Regions from separate parts of the Homo sapiens genome. Here regions 1 and 2 are each linked to region 3. The links are chromatin contacts, found by Hi-C or POLR2A ChIA-PET in ENCODE. All regions are on one chromosome and are shown on one strand. The core of a region is the stretch at or near the end of the contact, and the rest is flanking DNA. Distances in the headings are between cores, read along the strand shown.

Region 1 (4,009 bases), core at 743-3,242, 960 kb after region 3:
TTCTCCTGCCTCAGCCTCACAAGTAGCTGGGATTACAGGCATGTGCCACCACGCCCGGCTAATTTTTTTTTTGTTGTTGTTTGTTTTTGAGATGGAGTCTTGCTCTGTTGCCCAGGCTGGAGTGCAGTGGCATGATCGCCGCTCACTGCAAGCTCCGCCTCCTGGGTTCATGCCATTCTTCTGCCTCAGCCTGCGGAGTAGCTGGGACTACAGGCGTCCGCCACCACGCCCGGCTAATTTTTTGTATTTTTAGTAGAGATGGGGTTTCACCGTGTTAGCCAGTATGGTCTCGATCTCCTGACCTCGTGATCCGTCTGCCTTGGCCTCCCAAAGTGCTGGGATTACAGGCATGAGCCACCATGCCCGGTCTAATTTTTGTATTTCTAGCAGAGACAGGGTTTCACCATGTTGGCCAGGCTGGTCTGGAACTCCTGACCTCAGATAATCCGCCCACCTCAGCCTCCCAAAGTGGTGGGATTACAGGGGTGAGCTACTGTGCCCAACCAAGATGAGTCTCTCTCTCTCTTTTTTTTTCTTTTGAGACGGAGTCTCGCTGTTGTTGGCCAGGGCTGGAGTGCAATGGTGCTATCTTGGCTCACTGCAACCTCCGCCTTCCGGGTTCCAGCAATTCTCCTGCCTTAGCCTCCCAAGTAGCTGAGATTACAGGTGCCCGGCACCACACCTGGCTAGTTTTTGTATTCTTTGTAGAGACGGGGTTTCACCATATTGGCCAGGCTGGTCTCGAACTCCTGACCTCAGGTGATCCACCCGCCTGGGCCTCCCAAAGCGCTGGGATTACAGGCATGAGCCACTATTGCCCGGCTAAGATGAGTCTCTTAACTGACCATATTTTCCTTTTCATTTTGGCTGCGGGGAAGCTCAGTTATATGTGATTAGTGCCACAGACAGCCCAAGAAATGCTCAGCCCATTCCACCTGCCACCTGGCCTCATAGTTCGTTGGCCTGAACTTGAATGACTACAGGCTCCTTGATCCACACCCTCCCCCAGGATTGTGCCCTCTCCAGGAAACCACCCAGCATCTGCATTACTGGGGAGCTGCCAGGCAGTGGTGGGGATGCTGGCCCTGCACCTGTCCCCGTCCTCAACCCTCCCTAGGCCTGGGCCATCTCTCTGGCTGCCTGCAGTCTGGCCCTACCTAGGGACCTCCAACAACAATGTCAATGAACACTAATTGTCATGCTCCATCCCCTCTCTGTTCTCAGGCATGTGATGTGAATCAGCTGACATCATCTTGACGGGAGCCCTGTGAGGCGGACACTTAACTCCAGTTTCACAGGTGGGGAGACTGAGACACAGTGGTCAACGTGCAGAGCCCAGAATCTGCTCCCTGGTAGCTGACTTTGCAGGCAGGGGCCTTGCCCACGCAGCCTCGGCAGAGGCCCCCGCACTTCGCGAACCCCAGCAATGGCCCCTTCCAGACGCCACGTCCAGCTACCGCGCGCTCACACCTGCAGGGCCCCACAAGAGGCCTCCCAGTGTGCGCGGGCCTCTTGAAGAAGTAACTCTACTCAGAAGCCCGAATGACCCAAACTGGGCTCTGGGAGGCTGGGGACGGCCTTCTAGGCCAAGTGGGGCGCGCGCAGGGCTCAGCGGGGCCCAAGAGAAGGGCTGAGGGCACTGGGTCCTGAGCCACCCACCGAAGGACGCCGCGGGACAGCAAGGCCCGAAGCAGGAGGAGAGAAGGGAGCAGATTCCTGGGCCTCCTGGGGCCCGGTCGCTCCGGGATGTCTGAGCTCTGGGAGGGGCGTGCCCGGGGCGCCTCCCTCGCGGGGTATTGTGGGATCACGAGTCACTGGCGACGGTGGGTCAGGACTACACTTCCCAGGAGGCTGTGCGCGCCGCGTGGCGCCTGGGAGTTGTGGTCCAGAGCGCGGGCGCGGCGGGCGCGGCAGGCGGGCGCGTGGACTACGCATCCTAGGATGCCGCGCGCGGCCGCGGGGCCGAGGGTTTGAACCGGGGGTCTGTCGTCCGCGGCGGGGCTGCGTCGGCTGCGGCGGGTGTGGGAGGTGGCGACGGCCGGGGCCGGGGTCCTGCCCGGCTGCGGAGGCGGGCGCGACGGGCGCGGGGGTCGCTGCTCCTGAGGCGATGATGGGCAAGGAAGAGGAGATTGCGCGGATCGCCCGGAGGCTGGACAAGATGGTGACCAAGAAGAGCGCGGTGAGGGGCGCGGGCCGCCAGGACCCCGGGAACCCCGCCCCGCCGAGACCCCGTCGAGCCCGCCGACCCCCGTTAGGGCCGGAAGACGACCTGAGGGGCAGGACGAGACCCCTCCCCGGCAGAGACTAACCGGGACGCAGGGGAGACCCCCACCCGTGGCCGAGACCCCTGCCCCGGGCCAGCCCTGCCGTTCACTCCCGCAACCCCGGCAGAGGCCGCGATCAGGCCTGGACCTTGTCCCGGGAGAGCCACCCGCTCTGGACTCAGACCCCTCCCTCGCCCGCAGTCACAGGCTCCGCACCCTTCCCTGTCCCTTAACTCCAGACCCCCAGCCTGGCCCGTCGACTCCTTCCTTGGCCCTGTCCCGCCTCTCGGAGCCCCCGGGGTGTTCGGGCCTCCTCTGCGGGCCGCGCCAGCCCCTTGCCTTCCTCCATCCCGGCCTGGGCATCCTCACAGGCCGAGCCCCGCCCCCCAACTCAGCCCTCTCCCACGCTCCGTCTCTTACAGCGTTTGTCACCCTCCGTCTCCCATAGCATTTGTCGCCGGCAACAGTTTGGAGTCTGAGGTTGGATCCCCTTTTCTTCTGGAGCTTCCGTGCCTCCCCTGCCTCTTCCCAGCCCTTGTCATCCTCCTTCACAGGCCAGCCAGATACCTGTCTTGCCTGTGGGCCCATTTTCTTCCCTGTCTGTCCCCACCCCACAAGAACCAGGTTTCTCTAATAAATTCTCTCCCTTCTTTAGCCAGGACTTAGCCCGCAGCAACTTGGGTTGTGGGTAGTTATGTGGACACCCTCCGAAAAGAGCCGGTGTGCTTATATAAGAGCCAGGAGGTCGGGCAAGCCTCCTCTGGGAGTGTCTGGGCGCTGGAGCCTCTGGCCGGCTCTGTTCACTGCGGCCTGGGCCTCTGTTGTCTTGCGGCCACAGCGAGACTTTGGAGGAGGCTGTGTGTGAGGACTTTGAAGGGGCCAGGTCAGTGGGGGTCCAGTTCCAGCGTCATGACCTTGGCAACCTCTGCACCCTCCCACAGAAGCATCTTTAGAGGATGCTGCCTGCCTCCTGGGGGGTGGGGAGGGGTCTGGCCGCAGGTCATTTGGAGCTCCTGGCTGGCTCAATAAACGTGACCTGTGCTTTCCCACCCAGACTGTGAACTCCTGGGGCAGGGCCAGCTGTGTGTCTGCCAGGCCAGCCCAGGGCGGTGAAGGTGGCTGAGTCATGGGCTTTGGGTGATTTGTGCAGCCACCCCAGGGCTGTGTGACTGCAGTGGGGGTTTGGGGGAAGCTTTTTGGGCTGAGCAGGGTTGAGTCTGGGTTCCTGTGACCAGCGTTCTGGACTGGGGTCTGCCCTGGGAAGGGGTGGGCTCCCACTCATTCCTGCTGGGTGCAGCACCCCCATCATTGCGTTCACACACACCCCGGAAAACTGGTCAGCACAAAGTAGGGGTCTGCGAACCATTCATAGCTGTTTCCAGAGATGACCCGAGAATGGAGTTGTTCCCCTTCTTAAAGGAGACAAAACACAAACGATAAAAGCTGTAGGTGGGAGAAGCAAAGATGGGTCATGGAGCCAGGGGAGGGCTGGGTGGGGCTGGGCAGAACTGATGGGGGGTTTCTGGTGGAAGAACAGCTTGAGTAGAAGCCCCAGGGGAGAATGAGGAGGGGAGGCGGGCGCTGTGCAGTGGGGAGTGGGAGCCAGCAGAGCCTCCTGGGGGTCCCAGTGCCTGAGGTCCCCTCGGGGACCTGGGGGCCAGGTGTGGGGGTTTTTTTGCCTCTGGACCTGAGCCCACTGAGAGCCACGTAAGCAGGTGCAGGGCTTTCAGGGGACAGTGGCCTTG
Region 2 (3,953 bases), core at 796-3,295, 760 kb after region 3:
CCCACCCAGCTCCTAAGGGAATGAAAGGTTAACCTGACCCGGTTTATGGCAATACTGTGTGATGGGTGCCTTGATCACCACAAAAGGATGATGGGAACGGGGCTGTGGGGTCCCAGGGAGGAGCCCTTCACCTGGCCTGGGTTACAGGATGGCTCCTGGGAAGACAATGCCAGCTGTGCGCTGAAAGTCTGTGCAAGCTGCTCCCGTGAAAAGGAGGACATTGGCATGGCAGGGCTGTGGGCAGGTCTTAGTGGCTGGACATTCCCAGGAGTTAGCACTGGCTATCATTCTGTAGGGCTCCCTCCCACCTCCAAACTCCTGGCTTCTACACCAGGGCATTCACAGACAGATTGCAGACTCACATGGTGGCATGTGAGGCTACAGATACACTTGCACAGGCCAGAGGATACTACTGCGTGTCCCCTGGAGCCAGGCCTGGGCTGGACTTTGTTCCTGGCTTAGGGATGCAACACAGAATGGGACAAGGCCTCTGCTCACAATGGTCTGTAATGTCACATCTCTGTGGTCTGCCCTGAACTGCCTGAAGCAGGGACTATTGTCCCTACATGTCCCTAGTCCCCGGGCTGGCCTGGTTGGGTTGAGCAAGAATCTCTGGAAAGAATGAAAGGCAGCAAATGGAGAAAACATTACTGAGAGCACGAGAGCAGGCTAAGGCCGTGGTGGTAAGGGACTCGGGCCTGTGCAAGAGTACCAGGAAGACACCTGTGGGAGGAGGTGGCCGGGTGAAGGAAGGGGCAGTGGGAGGAGCTTCCATGCCTAGGGACCAGTACCACCCCAGGCTGGAAGCCCAGAGTGGAGTCCTAGGACATCAGATCCTAAAGGGCTTGAATACCGTTTAAGGCTTTTCTTCCGGGAGCAAGTAGGAGCCAAAGAAGGGAAGTTGCGGGACTTGTTTTCGTGGGGCCAGTTGCCTGGTGGTTACGCGCCTCTCCTCTGAAGTCAGGCATCCTGTTCCAGAGTATCCTGGTTGCGCTTCAACTTGCGGAGTGACCTGGGGCAAGTGACTTTAACCTCAGCTTCCTCATCTGTGGAGTGGGGAGGGCGCAGCGCTGGTCGCCCTGAACAGGAAGTGAGACAACCTCGGGGTGCACACGCGCAGGCCCGAGCCGCAGGGTCCACGCCCGAGGCGAGGCGGCAGCGGCGCCTGCAGGGCGAGGGGACGAATCGCGATCTTTTTCAGAGTAACCCGCGTACAATAAAAAGTCCCCATGAAAAGGACAAACTAGCCAGGCGTGAGGGGCGGTGGCTCACGCCTGTAATCCCAGCACTTTAGGAGGCCGAGGCGGGTGGATCACCTAAGGTCAGGAGTTCTAGACCAGCCTGGCCAAGGTGGCGAAACCCCCGTCTCTACTACAAATACGAAAATTAGCCGGACGTGTTGGCGCGCGCCTGTAATTCCAGCTACTCGGGAGGCTGAGGCTGGAGAATCGCTTGAACCCGGAGGGCAGAGATTGGAGTGAGCTGAGATCGCGCCATGGCACTCCAGCCTGGGCAACAAGAGTGAAACTCCGTCTCAAAAACAAACAAAAAAGGACCAACTAAAAAAAGAATATAAATACAATAAATAACAGGACTTACGGGGGCAGGCTGACCCCTAAAGTAAGGGGTCGGGCTGGAAAGGATCTCAAGGGGTCAGAGTTTGAGCCGCCGAGGCGCGCGAGCCCCAGCACTCCTAGGCAGCTGCATCCGCCCCGGAAGATCCCCTGGGGCCCTGCGCTGGCTTTCCACAGCGCCATGTTGGACGGTCCTCCCACTTCCCACCTTCCCAGTCCTCCCGCTACTCTGACCGTTCTACCTGTGATTCTCGCTGGTGGAGTCAACCTGGAATGGATTCCCGCCGAACCACGCCTCCCTTTCCTGGTTCGCCCGCAGTTTCGGCCTATCAGGTTGAGTCGGGTAAACCAGGACGGGCCAAGCGGCACTCTCATTGGATATCACTGGTGGGGGCGGGAAGAAGGCGGAGCACGTGCCCGGGCGGAAGTAGCCGTCGCATCGCGGATTACGAAACGCCGCGGAGCTGAGGCAGTTCCGCTGGCTAGTGTGTACGCGGCGAGCTTCTCCCGGCGCCGCCCGCTCGGCTCCCATAGCGCCCGCGACAGCGGTCCGGACGCCGCCCGAACATGGACTCCGCCGGCCAAGGTACCTGCCGGGCCCGGCCCCTTCGCCGCAGATGGGCCCAGGCTGCCCGTTGTTCTCCGTCTCCCGGGGTCGCGTCTGCGACTCTCTGTCCTCTCGGTCTCGGTTCACCCACCCCGCGGCCCCTCTTCAGCTCCCGGGGCCACTGACCTCGAAGCTTATGATGGTCGTGGTGTGTTTTTTGCCCGCGGCCCAGACCGCTTCCTGGGCTCTCTCCAGCCGCCCTCCTGGTCTCCCCTGGGACCGTTCCGAGGTGTGGTTCCCTGGCGCCCGCCGTTGCTCCCGTAGTTTGGGTTCTGTCGCTCCCAGCAGGTCTCGCTTATGCCGCCCACCCCGTGCCCTGCTCTTGCTTGCTCTGCCACCCCCCGGTCCCTGCGCGGGGCCCTCGGGTTCACGCTGTCTGGCCCTGGACCCAGTCCGAGGTGTTGAGGGCGGCTCCCGAGCAGAGAAGGGGTCTTCGCGTTCAGCAGAGCTCCCCTTGGGCAGCAACTCTGCTCGGAGCTCAGCCTGCTTAGGGGTTGCCTCATGGAGAGGGGGTGGAGTGAGTCAGGGGCACACCCAGCATACCAGGCCTGTTTCCAGAACAGTCTCCCCAGAGCAGTATGAGATGGCCACTGAGGGGCGTGGAGCGAGCCCAGGAGATTAAAATCTTGAGAAGATGATAAAAGTCTGCCTTGCATTTTGGGGCTCTAGAGAGGGATGCTAAATTTCTTTCTTTCTTTCTTTCTTTCTTTATTTTTTTGAGACGGAGTCTTGCTCTGACGCCAGGCTGGAGTGCAGTGGCGCGATCTCAGCTCATTGCAACCTCGACCTCCCGGGTTCAAGCGATTCTGCTGCCTCAGCCTCCTGAGTAGCTGGGACTACAGGCACGCGCCACCAGGCCCAGCTAATTTTTGTATTTTTAGTAGAGGCAGGGTTTCACCATGTTGCCCAGGATGGTCTCGATCTCTTGACCTTGTGATCCGCCCGCCTCAGCCTCCCAAAGTGCTGGGATTACAGGCGTGAGCCACTGTGCCCGGCTACATATTAAGCTTTATAATTCCTAGGTGCTGCATTATTCTGGAGGGTGTTTTTTGTTTGTTTGTTTTTGTTTTTTTGAGATGGAGTCTCACTCTGTCGCCCAGGCTGGAGCGCAGTGGCTAGATCTCGGCTCACTGCAAGCTCCGCCTCCCGGGTTCACTGCCATTCTCCTGCTTCAGCCTCCCAACTAGCTGGGACTACAGGCGCCCGCCATCATGCCCGGCTAATTTTTTGTATCTTTAGTAGAGACGGGGTTTCACTGTTAGCCATGACGGTCTTGATACCCTGACCTCGTGATCTGCTTACCTCGGCCTCCCAAAGTGCTGGGATTACAGGCGTGAGCCACCGCGCCTGGCCTTTTTTTTTTTTTTTTTTAATTTTTTTTTTGGGGACAGCGTCTCCCTCTGTCTCCCAGGCTGGAGTGCAGTGGTGCAATCATAGCTTACTGCAATCTTCAACTCCTGGGCTCAAGCGATCTTCCTGCGTCAGCCTCCCAGGTAGCTGGGACTATAAGACTACAGGCGCACCATGCCAGGTTAATTGGTCTTTCTACTTTTTTTTTTTTTTTTGAGACGGATTTTCGCTCTTGTTGCCCACGCTGCAGTACAATGGCGCGATCATGGCTTCCCGCAACCTCTGCCTTCTGGGTTCAAGCGATTCTCCTGCCTCAGCCTCCCGTGTAGCTGGCATTACAGGCGTGCGCCACCATGCCCGGCTAATTTTGTATTTTTAGTAGAGATGGAGGTTTCTCCATGTTGGTCAAGCTGGTCTCGAAC
Region 3 (3,987 bases), core at 1,488-3,987:
AATGGACGGAGGTGTCTGTGTGCAGCAGGCATGTGGCACGACCTCGGAAGAGGGAACAAGACAAGATGTCCCCCAAGGTGCCCATGAGGACCCTCCCTGGGCAGCTGGACTCCAGCCCACCTTGGGCTGCAGTGTGCATTGGGGGTGGGGCCAAAGACCCCTCCACATAGAGAAGGCAGCCAAAGGGAGGAGGGAGTGGTCAGAAAAGGTTGTCTCAGCCAGGGAGCGGCTCCACCCTCTCCTGAGGACGCCTGACCTCAGACGTCAGCTCCCGTTAGAGACCCCCGTATACCCCCTGCCTAGAGCCAAACTCTGAGAGTCTCTGGATGGACTGAGGGGTGGGACAAGGAAAAAAAGGAAGGAGGGAGGGAGAGAAGCAGCAAGGAGGGGTCGCCTGGCCCGGCTCCCCCAGTGAGGAAAGGGGCTGTGGCACAGAGATTCCATCTGCAGGGCTGGGGGCAGCCGAGAATGGCACCTCCAACGCCCACGGCAGGGGCCCACCCGCCTGCCTCCTCCGGGACCACCGGGCCTGGCTCCTCTCACAGACTCTTTGAGAGCGTATTTGTGAAACGTAGCATATTGTGGGTGATTAGATTTAAATTTCAATACACTTTGTTAAAAATAGAGTTGGCTCTCGCCAAGAGGAGGCCGCAGGAAGGGGCTCTCAACGGCTCGTCTTTGGAATATTAATAGTATGGAAATGTTATTAGAATAATTTTTCATCATGAATAATAAATTAATGGAATAATTCGGCAGCGCCACGTGACATACCCTGCTAAGAGGGGCTTTGTTTTAACAGAATGGGGAGGGTGGGTTTGGGGTGTGGGGGAGGGCAGAGCTGGGGGAGGGTCCGCCCAGGGCAGGCGGGGTTGGGTGGAAGTGAGTGAGGTGCCTGAAGAGATGAAGGCTCCGGAGGCATTTGGGGAGGAGGACAGAGACCTGGGACCAAGTCCTCAGGCACTTTTAGCTTCATGTCTCAGCCAGGGTTCTGGCCCTGGCCGGCTCCTTCCCACAGAAAAGCTGGGAAGAGATCTTGGTAGGTGTCCGGCCCCACACACCATCCTGCTGGGGGTGGCTGGGTTGGACTTCACCATCCCCACAGCCCTGCAGCCTCCCCTCCTGCATCTTTCTCCTTGGTAAATGCCAGGAACCTCAAAAGCACCCAGAGGCCCAGAGAAATTGAGCACACAGGGGTGGGGAATTCAAGAGCAGGAGCTGTTTCTAGGGCCCCAGGGGCAGGGCCAGGGTCTCCTGGTCATTTCTGTGCTCGGGACCCCTGCTGCACCTGAGCTCACTGTGGAAACTGCCTGAGGGGGCCACACGGAGCTGATGGGGACAAGCATGCAGGGTGGGCACCCTTGTGGGCTCAGCTTGGTCCAGGGTGTCCACTGGGGGACGGGGAGGGAGATGGAGCACCAGGGAAGAAGCGTCTCTTCATGTGGTCAGCGCCCCCTCCTTCTCCCCACTCCCTCCTTTTGCCTCCCTTCCTGCTGCTGCCTGCACGGTGAGAACAGAGATGAGATGGCCCCTGCCCGGGAGCAGTCAGCGGCACCACAACCCTCCCAGGCCAACCCAGCTCCTGACAGAGAGGGAGGGAGGCAGCCTGGGGCTGGGGGCCCTGGCAGCAGTGGCACACGGAGTGTGCACATGGATCCTAGTCAGCCTTTTGCAGGGCGCTGAAGCCAGTGGGGGCCCCCAGGGAGGTTTTGGGGGAGTGTTGAGGGGGCCTGAAGGGTTCCGCTCCTCCCACCCAGGGAACCGCCATGCCACTAGTGGGCTGTCCTGGAGACTCGGGGAGAAAGCACACAGGCTGTCGGGAAAGGTGGGTCGCAGGCGGGCAGGGCAGCCCTGCTGTACTGATGGGCAGGCGCTGGGTGGGTGGAAGGCAAAGCCATCAGGTCATCCCCCTCTCTGTCCCTGCATTGGGCCAACCAGGTGTGTCAGGAGGATATTTGACCATTCCTGAGAGGCACATTCTCTCTCTCTCTCTCTCTCTCCCTCTCTCTCTCTCCCTCTCTCTCTCCCTCTCTCCCTCTCTCTCCCTCTCTCTCCCTCTCTCTCCCTCTCCCTCTCTCTCTCCCTCTCCCTCTCTCCCCCCTCCCTCTCCCTCCCTCTCCCCCTCTCCCTCTCCCTCTCTCCCCCTCCCTCTCTCTCCCTCTCTCTCCCTCTCTCTCCCCCTCTCTCTCCCTCCTCTCTCTGTCACACACATTTGCACATCCTGCAGTGTGAATGGAGTATGAATGTGTGTGGTAGGCGACAGCTGTGTGTGTACGTCCGGGTGCGTGTGTGCGTGTGTACATGTGAGCGTGTGTGCACGTGAGTTAGAGCCTGAGTGTCCCCTGCGTGGGTTAGTGTGTGCGCCCGCCCGGTGCCCTCCGTCTTGGGAGTCTGGGCTGCTGCTCCGCGGGCTCTGGAGCCGGCGCTCCCCACGAGCCCGGACTCTCCGCCGCGCCCGGGAGCTGCGCAATCGGCTGCTAAGACGCCGGCGCCACCGGCTGGGCCCTGTTCTCCCCTCTCTTTTCTACAGTCTTACCCGCAGCTGACAGGGTTCGAAAGAGCATGAAACGGAGGAGACGTTACAGCAACGTGTCAGCTGAAATGATGGGCGTAGACGCACGTCAGCGGCGGAAATGGTTTCTATCAAAATGAAAGTGTTTAGAGATTTTCCTCAAGTTTCAAATGAGGCGAATCCCGTTTTCCGCGATGCTGCAGCGCGCGGGTTTTAACCGCAGGGTCACGCGGAACGCCGCGCCGCGCGACTGTGCCTCGGTCTCTGCGCCCGGCTCTCCCTCCGGTCCGCAAGAGGAGGAAGGCCCGCGGCGTGCCGAGGTCAGCGGCGCGGAGCCACCAGGCGAGACGGTCACGGACGCCTGAACCGAGGTCACCGAGGCCACGGGGCCGGGAGGCCCTCAGCAGAGCCCGGGGGCTCCGCACCTCAAGGCCGGCCAGGAAGAAACAGCAGCAGGAGCCCAGGGCGCCCCGGGGAGCCCCCGACACGCGGGCCGAGCGCCCAGAGCGGCCCAGGCCCTCGCGAGGAGACCGGCCTCCCCAGGGCGGGGCTTCCGACTCGGGCGCCCGTGAGCCCCGGAGGCGGCGCGAAGGGGCAGAGTCCGCGTTTCTAACCAGCCCCCGGGTGGGCGGTGGCCCGCGCGGCACGGTGGGCGCGAGCGCCGTGGGCTGGGGCCGGCCTGGGCTTTCAGGGCGAGGGCTTTCCGCGCCGGCCCCAGCCCACCCGGCCCCGCTGCGCGCCCCTCACGCTGCAGCCTGGGAACCTGGGCCGGGAGCTGCGGGCCGCTCCGGGGAAGCGGGCCTGACCTCCCCTCCCCACCGCCGCCCCTGCGGTGAGATCCTGCCTGCCGGGGCGCAGGGGCCCGCGGTTGGGCTCCGGGAGACGGAAGAGGCCCCACAGCTCGGGCCCCACGCAGTGGACGCTGCCACTTAATTTTGGCGTAATTGATGTCAAGGCGGGTGCCCGGGCCCCCAGTGAAATGCCTCATGAACTCGCTGCGAGGAACGGCGCTCCACGCGGTGCACGGTGGCCAATCAGAGCTGCCGCTTCTGATGGAGGCTGAGCCGGCTGGGGAGGCGTCTTGGCCAAGAACCAGCCCCAGCCTCGCTCAGGGCCCCAACCCGCAGACCATGTAATTAAGCTGCGTTCTGCAGCCAGGGCAAGGTGCGGAGGGGCCTGTTTCTAGCATTGGGGAGGAGGAAGTGGGGAGGAGGGAGCGGGGAGGAAGGAGTGGGGAGGAGGGAGCGGGGAGGAAGGAGGAGTGGGGAGGAGGGAGCGGGGAGGAGGGAGCGGGGAGGAAGGAGTGGGGAGGAGGGAGCGGGGAGGAAGGAGGAGTGGGGAGGAGGGAGCGGGGAGGAAGGAGGAAGGAGCGGGGAGCAGAGGAGCAGAGCGGGAGGGAGGATCGTCGTGCAGGGGGCCTTTGTGGATGAGGCTGGGATGTCCCTGCCCCTCCGTTCCCTCCAGAGTCTCAGCTCTGA

The links. A loop is a pair of places that touch in the nucleus more often than their neighbours do. ChIA-PET counts read pairs that join two places held with the same protein, here RNA polymerase II (POLR2A). Pooled maps may share reads with other maps.
Region 1: a pooled map shows a loop between it and region 3 (14-fold over the local background). The contact joins the promoter of TCEA2 here to the promoter of HAR1B in region 3. A Hi-C loop is called at or near these places in 4 of 50 pooled maps.
Region 2: a loop to region 3 is called in a pooled map, with 5 times the contacts of the local background. The contact joins the promoter of TPD52L2 here to the promoter of HAR1B in region 3. A Hi-C loop is called at or near these places in 1 of 50 pooled maps. POLR2A ChIA-PET finds 5 or more read pairs at or near these places in 2 of 52 experiments (H1 and HEK293).

Annotation. Positions count from the first base shown.
Region 1 is chr20:64,061,206-64,065,214 of GRCh38, forward strand. It overlaps TCEA2 (transcription elongation factor A2), which reads left to right and starts at 1,993. Exons shown (of 10, transcript NM_003195.6): 1 at 1,993-2,179. The coding sequence starts at 2,108. RefSeq lists enhancers at 1,374-1,503, 1,514-1,563 and a silencer at 1,894-2,253.
Region 2 is chr20:63,863,225-63,867,177 of GRCh38, forward strand. It overlaps TPD52L2 (TPD52 like 2), which reads left to right and starts at 2,046. Exons shown (of 7, transcript NM_003288.4): 1 at 2,046-2,160. The coding sequence starts at 2,142. It overlaps ABHD16B-AS1 (ABHD16B antisense RNA 1), which reads right to left and starts at 1,849. Exons shown (of 2, transcript NR_165314.1): 1 at 1,600-1,849; 2 at 1-1,046. RefSeq lists enhancers at 774-1,003, 1,097-2,296, 1,336-2,056, 2,778-3,497 and a silencer at 1,464-1,513.
Region 3 is chr20:63,099,582-63,103,568 of GRCh38, forward strand. HAR1B (highly accelerated region 1B) reads right to left here and starts at 2,738. Exons shown (of 3, transcript NR_152601.1): 1 at 2,534-2,738. It overlaps HAR1A (highly accelerated region 1A), which reads left to right and starts at 1,711. Exons shown (of 2, transcript NR_003244.2): 1 at 1,711-3,673; 2 at 3,974-3,987. RefSeq lists a silencer at 2,787-3,176.